2 separate regions of the Homo sapiens genome follow, and region 2 is linked to region 1. A link is a loop called in an ENCODE intact Hi-C map of the cell type or tissue named here. Cell type or tissue: chondrocyte. All regions are shown on one strand. Links, peaks and the distances in the headings refer to the core of each region. The heading gives the core; the rest is flanking DNA.

Region 1 (8,325 bases), core at 290-8,289:
GTGTCTGGGGTGCCTCAATGCGCCCAATAACCTGGGGCTGGGGCATGATGAAATTGCTCTCTGGAAGGCTTGAGGCATTAAATAAGCACTCCTAGCTCTGGGAAAACATAGCAGAGTGGACTGGAGTGGGGAGCGGGCGGATACGTGGGCATTGTCCCCGCTCAAGAATTCCTACGAAGAAGGGAAGTGGTGAAGACCAGCTCTGCAGGTCCAGGTTTGAGGGAGACCTAGGTCAACAGAAGCCCAGTAGGTCAGAATGGGCCTTTCAGAATCAAGGAAAAGCCCTCCTGCCAAGAATTTTCCCAGTGGGAAGGAACTCACAAATGTGGTATGACTGGGAGGAAAAGTCCCACAGAAACTCTCAGCTCATCATCTCTGAGAGGCTCCCCCGAGGGAGACGCGGGTGGAGACTTCTCTACAGAGCTCAAGCCTCCCTGGCGACAGTGGGAGGAGTCGGCAGGAACTCCCTCCAAAATGTTTCTTGTATCAGCCTCAGTCTCAGAAGACTGGTGAGTGCACAGTGGAGTAAGGCTCAACAAAAGTTAATAATGAAAGAATGAAAGTTTAAATGGTCAGGTGGACGAACAGTCGGGTTTGGTGGATGGCAGGATGGAACTTGGAAGGAAGAGGCTCAAATTTATATTTGTTATTTCACATAACCTCTCCAGCCCTCCTCCCTGACCTTCCTTCACAGAGGAGAAACTGAAGCCCAGAGATGCTTAGTAACTCACCCATGGCCACGTAGTTTGCCTGGCCACGTGGTCTGTAAGTGGCTGAGCTGGGACTTGAACTTGCGGCATGAACCCTGGGCTCTTGACAAAAACTCCGTATCAGACCACAACACACCATACCATACCTCTTGAAGAGAAAGGAACTTCTTAGGGAATCCTGGCAAACAGGCCCAGAAAATGAGCAGATGAATTCAGTGCCTGCCAAAGCCAGATAGCAACCCCTTCCCAGCCAGGGAACCAGGCCATTGACACGGCCACCACTGTTGTCTCCAGCCTCCTCACCCCCAGCATGCCCAGGGCTGAGGTCATTTGATCTCCCCCACAGCACCAGAGTTCTTAAAGGGGGCCCCTCGGATTTGAAATGTGGGTGACAGTGGTAGATAGTGTCAATGGAAAATGAAACAAAACCCTTTTCTTTGTGTCCCAAGCAGGATACCAAGTCCTGGGCAGGGGGAGAAATGGGTCACTGGAACAAAATCCTCTTTGACAGCTGAAGCAGGAAGACCTTGTTTGGGGGGAGAGTAAACAGAAAGGGCCCAGAAAAGACTGACTTCACTGAGCCGCAGCTCTGGCAAGGAAAACAGCTTATTCATATTTGAAGAGGTATTGGATGCTGGTGGCATCCTAAGTGCTGGAAGGAAGGGAGACACTGCCATCAAAATACATCTAAGCAAAGTAATGAGATGCAGGAGCCCGAGAAAGAAGACATTGGCAGAAGGGATGGGGGTGGGGGCAGTGGGTGGGAAGGAAAGGAACTGGAGGGAGAGGGGTCAAGCCCAGCCGGGCTTGGGCTGTCATTGTGCAGCCATTTCAGTGGCAGCCCCATTTGGTTTGCCTGGAATATGATTCTCCATCTTTGGGGGCGTCTAATGCAAGCTGTGGTCATTATCATCCCCCTAACACCACATGTACATGTAGATACAATTTAGGGTGGGGGTCCACCCACACCCCATCTGGGACTGTGGGTCTTCATGAGCAGTGTGTAGCCCATAGCTCACCCCAGAGACTGGGTCAGCGAGGCACAGGTGGGACTTGGCATTTGTTTTTGGAAAAAAGCTTCCCAGTGATTTTGACATGGCCCCTGGCTGAGCATATTGCTCTGGGGCTCCAGGAAACCCCGATGAAGACCTTAGCTTTTGAGGAGCAAGGATGCTCTATTAGTCTGTTTTCATGCTGCTGATAAAGACATACCTGAAACTGAGTAATTTATAAAGAAAAAGAGTTTTAATGGACTCACAGTTCCACATGGCCGAGGAGGCCTCACAATCATGGTGGAAGGCAAAAAATATGTCTTACATGGTGGCAAGCAAGAGAGAGAGAGAGAGAGCTTGTACAGGGAAATTCCCCTTTATAAAACCATCAGATCTCATGAGACTTATTCACTATCATGAGAACAGCATGGGAAAGACCCATCCCCATGATTCAATTACCTCCTACCAGGTGCCTCCTATGAAGTGTGGAAATTGTGGGAGCTACAATTCAAGATGAGATTTGGGTGGGGACATACCCAAACCATATCAGGTGCTTCATTCTAGCAATGAGAACAAGTGAATTTTAAGTCAGGGAATGAACCTCACAGAGTCCCAGGCACCCTGAGTGGTTCAGGGGCCTCTAGCCAGCTCCACAAGGCAATGAGTAACTCACACAGTAGCTCTAGAGCACCTGTATTATCTTCCCATCATGCTCATAGTAAAAGCTAAAGTGGCTATCCAGGTTTATGAAATCTTGCAGATCCATTCCTCAACTACAGCAAATACACTCTCTTATCCCAGGGCCTTTGCACTTGGCATTCCCTCTGCCTGGAACATTCTTCCTTCCCCCAGAGATCCATGTAGGTTCCTCCTTTGCTTCCTGTGGGTCTTTGCCCAACTATCCTACCTAAATAGCACCCCCTCTTGCTCTCAATATCCTACCCAACTTGAGTTTTCTTCACAGCACTTACCCAATTACATTATACTTATTTATATATGTTGCTCATTTTCTGTCACCTGCTTTAGGTAAATTGCAAGAGGGTTGTGTCTGTCTCGTTGCCGTCTCTCTTCCCAGCACCTAGAGCAGTGTCTAGCATGTCAGTTGCTCAATAAATACTTGTTGAGTGAATGAATAATGCTAATTCCTTCCTCTCTGTTGTCCAACAGGACACAGATGTCATTTTCAACTGTGGTTAAAAATTCCCTGGAAAGCAGAGAGCTGGTTTTTGGATCTGTTTTCCCATGTAAACAGTAAACAAGTAAACAAAAAGCAGCTACTTGGCATCTACGGTATGCTCAGCCACCATGGGCTTAAGGGAGAAAGAAGCAGAGTAAAGCATTAGTTCCTCTCTTCAAGATCTTCACAGTCTGGGTCTGAGTGCTAAGGCCAGAGAATATCTGGGAGGCATTAGAACCATAAAGAATAGCTGAAGGGGCAGGGCACGGTGGCTCAGGCCTGTAATCTCAGCGCTTTGGGAGGGCGAGGCAGGCGGATCACTTGAGGCCAGGAGTTTGAGACTAGCCTGGCCAACATGGTGAAACCTTGTCTCTACTAAAAATACAAAAATTAGCCAGGCATGGTGCTGCATGCCTGTAGTCCTAGCTACTGAAGTGGCTGAGGCAGGAGAATTGCTTGAACCTGGAAGGTAGAGGTTGCAGTGAGCCGAGATCACGCCATTGCACTCCAGCCTGAGCCATAGAGTGAGACTCTGTGTAAAAAAAAAAAAAAAAAAAAAAAAGAAAGAAAGAAAAGAATAGTTGAAGTTCCGAGGGGGCTGGAGCAGTCAGGGAACTTTTCTGGAGAAGGGGAGAACTTCAGTGCCCTTTGAAAAACAGTCCCTGCAATGTAAGTGGTTTGAGCCAGACTGTTCCCCAGGGGGCAACCAGGTAGCAACCAACTGGGTAACTGGCCTTCGGCCCCCGCTGGAGGAAAGTGGGCAAGAGCCATTAGGACCCCGACATGGTGACCTTCCTCCTCCCCAGGATCCCCATTCCAGGTCACCTCATACAACCTAGAGACCAGGCCAGACCTAAAGGAATTGTTAGGGTCCTGTCACTGTGGCCCAGGAATCTGTGAAGAGAATACTCTGGGCCTGGATTCAGACAGGTCTGCAGTCAGGCCCAAGCAAGTAGCATGAACTTGGACAAGATTGAGGAACCTCGCTGGGCCTCAGTTTTGTTACCTATAAAATGGGGCCAAGGACACGTTCCTCATTGAATTGTTGGGAGGCCCGTTATATGGAACCCAGGGCCCAGTATTACAGATTCCCAGGTTCTATGCCAGGTGCTGTGGTGCACACCTGCAATCCCAGCACTTTAGGAGGCCAAGGTAGGTGGATCACTTGAGGCCAGGAGTTTGAGACCAGCCTGGCCAACATGGCAAAACCCTGTCTCTACAAAAAATACAAAAATTACCCATGTGTGGTGGTGCACACATGTAATCCCAGCTACTTGGGAGGCTGAGGCAGGAGCATCGCTTGAACCCTGGGGGCAAAGGATGCAGTGAGTCAAGATCGCCCCACTGCACTCCAGCCTGGGTGACAGAGCAAGACACCAGCTCAAAAAAAAAAAAAAAAAAAGATTCCCAGGTTCTGGCATGGACGGGCCAGGGTCTTGCCAGGTAGGTTCCTCTACCTCTCTCTGGACCACAGTTTCCTTGATGGGTTGGGGACCTTTTGCAGTCTCTTCCCACTGGCTGCACCTCTGTGCCTTCCAGGCTGCTGTCTCCAAAGTGAGTTTGTATGAGGCCAGTGACCACTTAGAAGCCCAGAGAACTGAAGTCAAGGGAGAAAAGGTTATGCAATCTGGAGGGATGGGGAGAGCTGAGGGCAGCTGGGTCAGTGTCCCTGGAAGAGGAATTCTCCTCCTTTCCCCATCTCCCACTGCCTACCTCCACCTTTCCCCAACCTTGGAACCTACAGGCCTTCTAAATTAGGCCATGCCAGATGTTGTACTTGGAATTTGTTTGCTTTTGGAGCAGAGATGCCAAAGGGGTGGTAGCAGGAACAGTCGTATTTGCCAATTCTGGATTCTAATCCTATCACTAGATTCTGGTTGTGACAGTGACCAAGGTACCCAACCTCTCTGAGCCCTGAGTCCTGTCTGTAAAACAGAAATACTAAGAGATCCCAAGAGCCACCAGCGGTTGCAGTGGGTCAGAAAAGAGATGCAATTGCCTGCTCCCAGCCTTTCTGAGGTCACGCACGCGCGGATGGCGCACTGGCTGCTCCTTGTCTGGCCTCTTCTATACTCCTCTCACCCGCTGCTTCTCTGAGTCTGCAGTGCTGGCTGGCCTGAGTTTTCTGCACTAGGCAAGAAAATAAGGGTTTAGCGACCCCTCTTGGCAAATCCGTGTTACAGCTGCTGTAGTCAGGGTGCCCGCAGCAGAGAGGCTCCCAGGCTGTGGAAGGTGAAGTTTTTCCACTGGGTAAATCTTCACTCTACTGTCAACATTCACAAGGTGCCTGCAACTGATTGATTTCTTCATTCTTGTCTTCAGTCATTGAAAGATTAGTTAGAAATGAATATTCAACAAATATTAACTAAAAACTCCCTGTGTGCCTTGGAACTATGGTAGAACGTGAATAGTGTACAGACCAGAAGGGGGCCCAGACCTTAGAAAATTGCATTATGGTATTCATCCATCCATGCATCCATCCATCCATCCATCCATCCATCCATCCATCCACTTGGTCATTCATTTATTCATTCACAGACATTATTGAGCTCTTCCATGGGCCAACCACCCTTCTTTGCGTTTGAGAAATATCAGTAAACAAAGCAATTGAAGACCTCTGCCCTCATGGAGTTTACCTTCTAGAGAAGGGGACTGAAAATAAACGATGCATGTAATAAATGAGTACATTATATAGTATGCTTGAAGGGGAAAAGTGCTATAAAAATGAAAGGTGGGATGGAGGAGGGGGAACTGCAGTGTGGTGAGCATGAGGAGCGGGTTGTAGAATTAAATAGGTGGTCATAGCAGGACTCTGGGAGAAGGTGAGCTTTGAGCAAAGCCTTGAAGGAGATGAGGGAGTGAGCCAAGCAGGTATCTGAGGACAGAGTAGCCCAGACGCTGGATTCATGTTAGAGCCAAGACTCTAAAGCACTGCCTACCTGTTGTGTTTTATACAGAGGGCATGAACAAAGTATGTGGGAACATAGGCATGGGTCCCTTTATCTGCCTGAGGAGTTAAGGAGGAAGGCTCCTTGGAGGAGGTGATAAAAGAGCTTAGACTTGAAGTATAAGCAGGAATGCGCAGAGTGGGCAAGCCTCTGACAGGGCTTTCCAGTGGAGAGGCAGCATGTGCAAAGGCCCGGGGGAACAAGAAATCCTGGTGTGCTGGGAGAGTTAAGGAGGCTCAATGATTTGGGTTGTTAGAGGGTAGAGTTAGAGGGTAGAGTGAGGGGGAGAGGAATGCAAAGGATGAGAGTAGGGAGCTAGATGTGACTGATTATTCCAAAGCTCTATTTGCCACACTGAAGAGCTTGCAAATGATGGCTACAGGGCTGAAATCAACGGGCAAAATGACTTTGCTTGGCTGGCCTTACTTTTTAAAAAATTTTGAATGCCTATTGGAGGAATAGGCAGGCTTCCATTAGCCTATGTCCTCCCCAACCTCTCCCTTTTCCTTAAGTCAGCATTGTACTTGTGTCGCCACTGTGTCCCTGAAGGTATTTGAATTTGCAGTCTCTGTAAGGTGAAGGGGAACTGTCAAAGGATCTTGAGCACAGGAAATAGGGGATCAGACTTTTCCATTGGAAAGTTTATTCTGGGGCTCCTTCAAGTCAGGGGATTTATTTCTTCATTTTGATGCTCCCAGGGTCTAAGACAATACTTGGTATCTAATAGGTGCCCGGTGGATTGTTTTTAGTTTTGTTTTTAATGAATGGGGAATGAATAAACAAATGACAGAGGAGATGGGCTCCCAGTGCAGGACAGGATGGGGGATATGTGAGGTCCTGCCCTCTGGGGTAAGGTGCCTGCCCACAGCTAATGCTTCCTTTAGGTGTGGAATCTACTATGGCACTGTCTTTCCAAGAGTCTTCCAGAATCACCTGTCATGCTTGTTTTAAAAAGCAGATTCCTACCACTCAGCCATAAAAAAGGAATGAATTAATGGCAATCACAGCAACCTGAATGGGATTGGAGACTGTTATTCTAAGTGAAGTAACTCAGGAATGGAAAACCAAACATTGTATGTTCTCACTAATAAGTGGGAGCTAAGCTATGAGGATGCAAAAGCATAAAAATGACACAATTGATTTTGGGGACTCGGGGGGAAAGGATGGGAAGGGGGTGAGAGATAAAAGACTATAAATTGAGTTCAGTGTATACTGCTTGGGTGATGGGTGCACCAAAGTCTCACAAATCATCATTAAAGAACTTACTCATGTAACCAAACACAGCCTGTTTCCCAAAAACCTATGGAAATAAAAAATAAATAAAATGCACATTCCTGGGTTCAGTTATACACCTACTGAATTGGAATCCTACTGATGTGGAGCCCAGGCACCTGTGTGTTAAACAAGCTCTCATTAAAGTTTGCAAAGAGGCACAAGGCAGAGTATTCTGGGGCTACAGGCTGCCTTGGCCTTGCTTCTGTGTAGACCCCTAGAGAAAGCAGCACAGCAGCTAGCTGCCCAGGGCAAGCCTGGCAAGCCCACAGCACATAGTCATGGGCGGTTCCACCTGCCCTATCACTTTAGCATATCTGCTCCCGTCTAGTCCTCATACCACCCTCGGGGAGGTAGGTTTCATTACTGCCATCTTTAACAAGGAGAAACTGAAAACCAGAAAGGCTAGGTGGGTTTGCCAAGGCCACACAGGCAGGGGGGCCTGGGCAGATTGGGATCCAGCTCTCCTGGGTCTCCTTCCTGATCTTTCTTGCCAAGTTGTCTTTTCTGCCCTGGGTTAACCCACTTCAGCTTGTTCTCAAATCATGACCTCCTCAGATATGGGGAAAAGTCAGTAGCTCATTTGTGTTTTAATTGGGAGTCCCTTGCTCTAGTAGTTCTCAGTAGTTTGTAAGTATTAGAATCACCTGGTGGTCTTGATAAAGTACGTAGGCCCAGGCCTAGCCTACTTCAAAGAGCCTGGTCCTGTAGCACTTGATTAGTTCTCCAGGTGATGCCAATACCCTCCAAAGTTTGAGAACCGTGGCTTCAATGAGTGGTTCTCCCTGGGTGGGCGTTGCAAAGCCTTTTCTCTGTAATGGGGCAAAGAAAGCCCACTTTAGGTAATAGGGAATTCCTGGGGAAGATCACCCTGGATGGGAAAAGGTGGATCTTATTATTACCTCTAAAGTCACCTTGTGCCTACAAGCAGAACATGCAGGCCACAGTGGTAAACACATTCAGTGAGGAGGGCGGCAGAGCAGGTCCCTGAGTGCTGACAGTCAATGATGGTTTGCTCAGTCAGTTTCTAGGCCAGAGAAAAGAAGAGTGAAAACAGATACAGAGGTAAGTGCTGGTGGCAGGGTAATGTGAGCTGTGGGATGTAGAGTGAGAGAGGTACTTTGGACCCGGTGATGCCTAGGGCTCCTGGGCCTCCAGTGAGGTAGGGTCCCTCATGGACTTAGGTGGCTCATGGATCCCCAAAAGTGAATGCCAAGCTTTGAGAG
Region 2 (8,325 bases), core at 326-8,325, 460 kb before region 1:
AATAGTTCTGCTCCCTGATGAAGACACCTTTAGGAAAAGAGGAATCCTTTTCCTAGACTTCCTCCCTGAGGGACTTCCCTTGGTTGATATCATGGGAGCTGGACTGTTTTTCCTTCTCCAAATCCAGTACATTACCTACTGGCATTTTTCGTGGTGCTTGGGGAGGAGACAGTCGACGCAGGCAGGAGTTTCTGGGCTTCGCTCACCCTGAAAGAGAGGAGACTCAGTTCTTTTCAAGGGCTTCGTGATAAGCAGCCTACTCCCACAAGCCCTCTGGGGGAGCATTGGGGGAACGAGTCCTCCTCATGCTTGGGATGCTCTGGAATGAGCTGGCAATGCAGAAGGCGGTTTTCACCTTGGACAGGTTCCACATCAGTCTATTCATTTGCAGGGTCTTTAGCTTGACTGCTCAGACAGGAATTGGGCACCACAGCCCTTAGTACAGGATGATGAGACAGCTCGGGAAGCCAATTTCACCAGCTCCAGCCCAGACATCCTCCAAAGGACCTGACTGAGGAGTAGGGGAAATGGAGATGCTAGCTATGGAGGTCTAACTTTCTGCAGATGTTTCTGCGGAGCTTCCAAGCCCCTCTCTGTCTTGATTACTGGAGCAAGACAGAAACAAGGCAGAGAGGCGCCCTCTTCTGGGAGGGAGGAGCAAAGACATTGAATCCACCAGGAAGCCGGCGTTACACCAGCATAATTTTGGCTGCTGCCCTTAAAGTTCTGATGTGCATTTCTTCCATTTCCAACGCTACCTTACTTGTTAGGACTAGATTCTGGGTTTGCTTAAAAGTTGTTAAGTGATTTTAAATGAATCTGTCTTGATCTCAACATCAGACACAATAACACTCAGCCACTATATACAGCATAGAAAGCAGTTACATTCTAAAGTGCCCTGCTCTGTATAGTTTCAATAGTCCAAACAGAAACCATGTGGCTTCTGTGAATGTGCCCACACACATGAATTTATGCTTACACATACCTAATTTCATATCTAAAAACATACCTACTCTGTGCCTTTAAAAACATGTTTAGCCTGACATTTTCATTAATCCAAGGAGACTTTATTGAAACACTGCCGGCGTCTCCTGTCCATCTGGCCACATTTGATGACCCCATGTGATAAGTCATCTTCAGTGCAAGAACCAGGGCCGCCTCCCTCTCATTGATATTTCTCCTGACTGCACACCTCCCAACTGCAGCAACATTCTCACATGCATGCATGTATGCAATCGTGAGCTAAAAATAAACAGCTGCTGATGGGCTGCCAGAGGGTGTCCTCCATACACAGCAGACGTCCTCTGTCTCCCTTTAGTAGGCACAGCTAAAGCCACAGACAGGAATTGAGGGTAGTGGATGGGCTAAGCTTAACCCCAAATCTCTCAGGCAAGTTACAAAGAGTAGGAGATCCTGAAAAGGGAGATGACACAGCTGAGGCCCATGATCATTCTCTCCCAGGCCTTGTGCCCCAAATCCAAGTGATAACCTCTGGAAAAGTGTTTACTGGCATCAAAGGAAACCATTGCAGGGAAGGTCGATAATTAGGGTTAAGAAAGAAGATCAGCCATTCCTCCAGCCATGATTGTAAATAGCTCTCTGCTTTCTGGTTTTCCCCCTCTCAGGGCAGAAGTTATCCAAGTGGATCTAGGATATGTGTGCATTTAAGGAGGGTGATTTGTGTGCATGTGGTTTTGTTCAGATCTTCCAATCTGCAAGAATTCTCCCCACCTCCATCACTCATCAATCAAGAAACCCTTTGTCATGCTGAGGTGTGGCATTTCTTCTGCTGAAAACCTCAGATTCAGACACACCCCACACACCCTGAGACACACACATCCACACACACATGCACACCCTTCCTCACCCTTAGGAAGCAAGCTCCATTCAGATTGGTTTAAAAATAGCACTAATCCATTGAGCTCATTTTTCAGGGACATTATTTTAAGCAGAAAAAAGATATCCTGGTCTTTGAGAGGGAGAAAGGGTAAACGTCACCTCGCCTTAAAAAGTCCTGATAATGTCGCTGGAGACTAAGCATTTGCAGTCTTTGTTGAATTTTCTCCTCCTCCTACCATTCAACAAAAGTTATTTATTCCAGAATACCCTGCTATCTGGGTATTTATAGAGGTGAGTTTCCTCTTCGGGTGGAGAGCAGAGGGGAAAGCCGCAGTAGCAAGCCGGACACTCCCCTCTGGGCGCTCCCCACCGCCAGAACTGACGCCTTCGAGGGCGGTGGATTTGTGAATCAGCTCCCCTTTCCCCCACACAGGGGAGCCCCTAAATGGCTGCTGGCCATTTGCAAAGGGTTGTGTGCATGTGTGTATTTAATTGCAGGCTTATTTGTTTCTGCTCTGGGAGTCTGTCCGTCTCTCTGTAACTCGGATCATTGCTCTCTGGGAAGCTGTATAACTGGCTGATTCCGTGGGAGACCAGGCAGGATGCGTGGGCGCAGGAAACAGAAGAGGGAAAAGGAGGGAGAAAAAGAGAGCAGGAGGGAGAGAGCGGGAGCCTTAGAATCTGTTATTTGCGTCACTCGAGGAGCCGGGGCTATCTGCCCGACAAACACACAGAATTAATCCGAGTTACAGCCATAGCTGTCTATGCTACAGTGACCAGATGAGAAAGGGCGGGGAAAGGACGCGCGCGGGAGCGTGTGCACGGCCGAGTTTGCATTGGGCGTCTTGGGAGAGTTTGGGGAGGGGGCTGTCCTGCTGGGCACGCCCCTCGGGGCCCCGCTTGCCCGGTGCAGACTAGGCTGCAGCCTGCTCTGCAGCTGCCCAGCCCAAGCCTGGGGTGGCGCCCGCCTCGGCCGCCTCGCCTGCTCAGTGGCTGCGTGGAACACAAAGCGCTGTCTCCGAGCAGAAGCGTCTTCTCAGCTGAACCAGACCCACCAAAGAGGAGAATCTGCACGTGACGTCAGTAGCTGATGACTGACGCAGGCTGGCAAAGGAGACTCAAGGCGGCTGCTCCGCGCTGCCTTCATGAGTCTATTTTCTCCAGCCCCCTCGTAGTGAATTACTAGAACGCAAAACACACACACAGACACACATATGCAGCTTTCAAAATATACATTTCCAAAGGCGGTGTGTTGCAAACACAACGCGATTTTGCAGAGCGTGGGTGGGAAACGTGGGAAGGGTATGGATGATTTTTTTTTTCCTCATCTGGGAATCTCCATCGTGGATAGCAATCGCTTCTAGAGCTCTCCTGGGAAGCTCCTCTGGGGAAGGGGCTATGCCCCCCCACCCCCTACTTTCCTCAGCATGTAGGGAATCTGATCAATGGAGACATGCAGCTCTAAGAATACAACCACTCCAACGCCTTCTGCTCGGGGAGACTGCGAGGAGCTTGCAACAGGCAGAGACAGATGGGAGTTAACGGGAGGGAGGGAGAATATAAGAAATATTTGGGTATTTTTCTGATTTGAAAAACATTTTCTGCAGTTATGCAAGTGAGTCTGGTGGTGCAGGAAAAAAAAGTGAGGAGGGGGCGTTTAATGCACATTTAATGTTTTGGAAGTAAGGTTCCAGCGAAATGCCTTTGTGTGTGGAGGTTTTTTCAGTACTTGCTAAAAATAGCATCAGGGTTTGATCGTGTTCCAGAAATAAACCGAGGGCTGTACTGGGATAAAAAGCCAGCGCGGGTGGAAGAAAACCTGGACATCACCGCATTCCTCCCCCCACAACTATGTCTGGAAATTAATTGTTGGATTTTTCCTCTCCTCTCTCCTCTTTCCATCCACTTTCTCTTTCCTCCCCCTATGTTTCTCTTTCTCTCTCTTAAGGAGTTCCCGTTTGGGTAAGTAATATTATGTCATGTGCATGCCGCAGACTGTGAGTATGAGCTGACGCTTACTTTGTGCATGCTCCGGGGTTCTTTTTTGGCTGCCTTTTTTGCCCCTTCTAAAGAGGATAGTGGGACTGACTAGGGGGTAAGGGGTGTAGCTGTGTGCGTGTGTATGTGTATAATGAATTTGGGGCTGCATGCAAAGAAACCGAGAGAGGGAATTCTTGCAGAGCCGGGAATCACCCTGACGAATCTCTGAATCAATAGCTGCTGCAACTCTCTCTCGCGTTATGGGTCGGCGCTGTTGAGCTCGGTTTTCTCGATGGCCCCCTCCCCTCCCCATTTTCTCTGTCTTAAAGGATGGCCAGACACGATTTAATGGGCCATATCTCTGAGAGATTAATGGAGACTGTGCAATATAGATCAAAATTGCATGGATGGGGTTGGGTAAAGAGAGGGAAAAATCTCTACTCCTTTGACAAACCTCCCTTTTGGTTCCGGTCCGGGAACTAAGGACGGCGACCCTGGTTCGGGCTGGCCCAAGACTCGGTTGCTGTCCACGGAAGATAGGTGCTGAAAATGCCTTGGTCCTCAGTGAGTTCAGTTCCGTGCGCCAGGGGGCGGGGTTGGCGCCAGCTGCGGTTAGCCCCGCCCTGGATGCAGGAGAGGGATACGGGGACGAGAGGGTTAAGGATGTTCAAAGGGATAGTCGTGACTTCGGTGAGAGCTTTGGGGGGAAGGAGGGGTGAGTGGGAAGGAAAGGAAAAAAGATTTAAAGGAGGGGGAGCGAAGTGTTAGATTCGAGGATGAGCCAAGGCCCGGCGTTTCAGGAATGGAAGGCCAGTGGCTCACCGGCTTTCCCTGCAGAGGCCAGGCACTATCCGGGTCTCCATTCCCAGGATCCCGCACCTTCCCGCCAGTGGGTTTGAAAGATTTCTCCTCGGTGATGGTGACTCAAAATAAGAGCCTATAGGTTGTTTTATTCGGACCCTCGTCCCCTCCCACTTCATGCCCCCCATACCCCCGTATTCTGTAATTCCCGGGAGGTGTGTAAAGTAGTGTGGTGTGGCATTTTTCTTATTATTCCCCCCTTTTCGCATGCTAGTCATAGAAGCCCCAAGTGAGTTGGTGGAATTAGTGAATTAGAAGCCAAAGCACAGGAGTTGCTGGTGCGATGCGCAGAGAATCCAAGCTAGGGAACATCGCGGGGCGCCTTAAAGCCAAAAGCTAAAGGAGTCTAAATCAGCCTGAAGGGAAATTGGGGAGGAGGTGTTCTCTAAGTTGCCAAATGTTATTGGGAATACCATCAGCTCTCTGGGGTTGTGGGCTGGACCCAGACTGAGATTCAGTGCAGTCAGCTCCAGACACTTTGGCCGAATCTGTGGCCAGACAGGTGAGGAGGGAGGAAGATTATCAGAGGCAGAGGGGGAATGAGTATCACGCGCACACAAAGACATTCATGCTGATTAACTCCAGGAGAGGGAGAATAAAAGTACATCCTCAAGCTGGCCCGTGAGGATGGGCTGTAGACTGTGGGAGAAATGAAGCACTCTTGCAGGTCTGCAGTAAGATTTGTGTACGTGCAGGAATATTTTATATGTTTATTAAAAAATATAAACTCGGGACGGTGAGGTAAGTATTAGTGGGGCTAGCCTTCAGGACAGAGAAGAGACCAGGTCTCTCTGCTTCATTCACCCCTTCCCTTCTGTCAACAGCCTCTGGCTTTAGTGACCTGACCCCGATACAGGGTAACAGGGGTGCAGCCCGGGCCGGGGGATGAGAGGGTGGGTGAGTTATGTTTAGCTCAGAAGCCGTCCCTCTCTCGGAAGGTTCCCTGACTGAGACTGAATATTCAACTCATAATAGTAACAAGGGCTTTTACCGATGTGCAGAATAACACAAATAACGCTGCAACCCACACTTTGTCTTGACAATTCAGTTCAAACCAAAGCTGCTCACAGCCTCTCGGCCCACCCCGCGGCCTCCTCGTCATTCACTGGGACCTACTGGTTCCCTTTCCCAAGCCTCGCCCCTCTCAGCCCTGCAAGTTGCGTGGTTGTGTTTACAAATTCTGCCACAATTGCAAAGGAAATAGGGGTGGGGGGAGCGGTCGGGGCGGGAGTGGTGGTAGCGCCAATAAAGCACTTGCAACACGTGGAGCGGTGGTTGGGGGGAGGTGTCCAAGAGTCAAGAAGGGGGCGGAGGGACACCCCATGGCCTCATTTCCACCTCCCCATTCTTCCCCACCCCTTCTCATTGCTTGGCACAATGCACAAGTTTACCCCCCGAACTGGATCCTATTAAATAATTCAATGGTAGCGGTGTAATTTTGGTTGGAACCAGCACGGATTCCCAAGTCGTGACTGCAAAAAGTGAGTAATGCGCGCTGGCTGCGTCATGGCTCTAGTCACAGTTCATTCCGAACTGAGAAGGAATCGTGACTTCGCCTGGAGACGTCCCCTACATGGGAGATGGGGGGCGGGGGGGCACCAAATCAGTGGGGACGGGGGTGGGGGGGAAGACCTATCCAATGAAAACCGCTGCCAGGGGGGCATTTGAACTCCGTCGCTTGCTGTCTCGCTGTCCCCTCTCTGCCCCGCGCACCTCGCTCCCCCTCCCGGCCGGCGCTCGCAGTGGCGCGCCTGCTCGCTCTCCCGCTAAGCGACGAGTCTTCAACAAGTTGGAGGAAGGCAGGAACGCAGGGGTTAAGCTCGGAAAGCCGCAATTACCAAGATCGTGACCCTCCCACACAGTACAGTAACTTATATACTTACCTGGAAGAACCCGCTTTGCCGCCGGGCAAACACCCGTGGGGGGCGGGGAGGGGCCGGAGGGAGCGGGCCGGCAGGAGAGGGGCTGCTTCCAGCTGGCTGCAGTGCGGACGGGACCGGCGCGCTCCCGTGGCCCCCAGACCGAGGTAAGGAGCAGGGAGTCGGCGCCCGGGTCGGCTGGTGGTCGGTCGGCTCACTGGTAGTCGGTCGGCTCACGGGTAGTCTGAGCAGAACTTTTTTTTCCCAGTTGCCCCGCGCCGCGGCGGCGGCGGGCGCAGACCGCGGAGCCCCTCTGGCGCGGCGGGCGCGCAGACGCTCGGAGGGTGTGTGCTTGCGTCTGTCAGTCCCGGAGCCGAGGGGATGCCGTGGGAGGGTGAGTGGGTCGCGGAGCTGCAGGAGGGTGATGGATGGGCGAAGGGGGTGGGTCGACAGGGACTTGAAGACAGTGCCTCCACCGTCGAGAGACGTTTTCTCCGGGCGTGCTGGGCGAGGGTGGGAGTGTGTGTGCGCGCGCGCGCGCCCGCCCGCACGTCGATTCCAGGGTGCCAAAGAACAAATATGGCAACTTTCCCCCCAAGTTCTTGCAATGTTTGCAGTAACCCATCCTGGGTGAGGTTTCCCCCACTGGGGGACTATACTGCTAGGGAGGGAGATAGTCAGGACGTCCCTTAGCCCACACCCTGCTTAGGTACTAATGGGGGGGGGGAGGGGCAGGAGAGGATGTGGGAAGGGTGGCGCTGCACTGCGAAGAAGGGCAACCCCTCAAAGTTTGGATGGATGGGATGGAGGAGGGGGCCGAGCGGGATGGAGGAAGAGGGAGGGAGGAAGAGGGAGGGAGGGAGAGTGAGGGAAGGAGATCTCCTTTCTCCCCATCTCTAGTCTTCCCTCCCCTCCTTTCTTCCTCCCGCAGAAGGTGGAATCTCCCGTCGTTGTGGGGTCAGGCAGTCAATGACGGGTTCGCCCCTTGTTGTTCCCCCTAGCATTCTGCAGAATGGGTAGAGAGTTGGGGGCGGGGGGGTGGGCTGCAGAGTTGAAAGTGCACCTGAGGCGAATGGGCCATTAAACACCCAATACTGAGACGGTTTCGGGGAGGATGCGGAGGGAGGAGCTTCACCTAGTTGAGCATTCAGAACTTTGGGTGGGAAAGGGGGTGTTGAGACATTCTCAATTTTCTAGAAATAGGATGACTAGTGTGGAGTTTGGGTTTATTTTATGTTCATCTTTGTCATTTTTCGTCTGGATCTTCTGGCTTGGGTCCCGTTGGGAGAGGTCGCTCTCTTAAACCTCTCTTTCCCAATACATCGCGCTACCCCCTCACTTGGGCTGGAATGAGGAGGGGGTCCTGAACCGCTTTTTTTGGCAACAACAATATTTTAACATGTTCCAGTCTAGGTTTTGTTGAATAATTAGAAATGGAAATATTTTTTTCTCCCTCCCCCTTCTGAAAAAAAAGGGGGAAATGTGAGCTCTCTTCTGATTGGTGGGTGACGATTTTAGTCCGCACCAATGAGCTGGCGGCCTCGTCTGTATTTATTTAGTGCTCTGGGGGAGTTTTTCTCTTTACGCAGCGCCTGTAGTCACGGCTGGAACCTTGGCTGGGGGACTCTGAGGGATAAGAGGGGATTCGGGGGGAATCCGAACTGTACCTGTTCAGAGATCCGCGACCTTGCAGCCGGGGCTGGCGGAACTCTGATAGGGAGATAGAGGGATAGGACAGGCAGGCGGGGAGGCTCCGGGTGCTGGGGCGACAGGAAAGGGGTGGAGG

What was found. Hi-C counts contacts between places; a loop is a spot of excess contacts. Peaks named below come from ENCODE experiments on the same cell type or tissue, not always from the same donor. Only the 100,000 strongest peaks of a DNase experiment are listed, where the experiment ranks them.
Region 2: it touches region 1 in a loop (4-fold over the local background); 2 of 110 quality-filtered maps call a loop at or near these places.

Annotation. Positions count from the first base shown.
Region 1 is chr11:44,032,520-44,040,844 of GRCh38, forward strand. It overlaps a transcript of ACCSL not described here. Among named protein-coding and RNA genes, the nearest start is that of ACCSL, 11 kb to the right of the region's middle. In chondrocyte, for the core only: CTCF peaks have their summits at 5,047 (motif pointing left) and 5,276 (motif pointing right); a DNase peak (open chromatin) is centred at 4,949.
Region 2 is chr11:43,572,811-43,581,135 of GRCh38, forward strand. LOC124902807 (potassium/sodium hyperpolarization-activated cyclic nucleotide-gated channel 4-like) reads right to left here. Exons shown (of 3, transcript XM_047428006.1): 1 at 8,207-8,325; 2 at 6,564-7,200. It also overlaps a transcript of HSD17B12 not described here. Among named protein-coding and RNA genes, the nearest start is that of MIR129-2, 4.4 kb to the right of the region's middle. RefSeq lists enhancers at 2,545-3,287, 7,869-8,325 and silencers at 4,209-4,503, 6,399-6,448, 6,549-6,808. In chondrocyte, for the core only: CTCF peaks have their summits at 628 (motif pointing left), 4,407 (motif pointing right), 6,399 (motif pointing left), 6,601 and 2 weaker places; DNase peaks (open chromatin) are centred at 2,770, 6,686 and 6,937.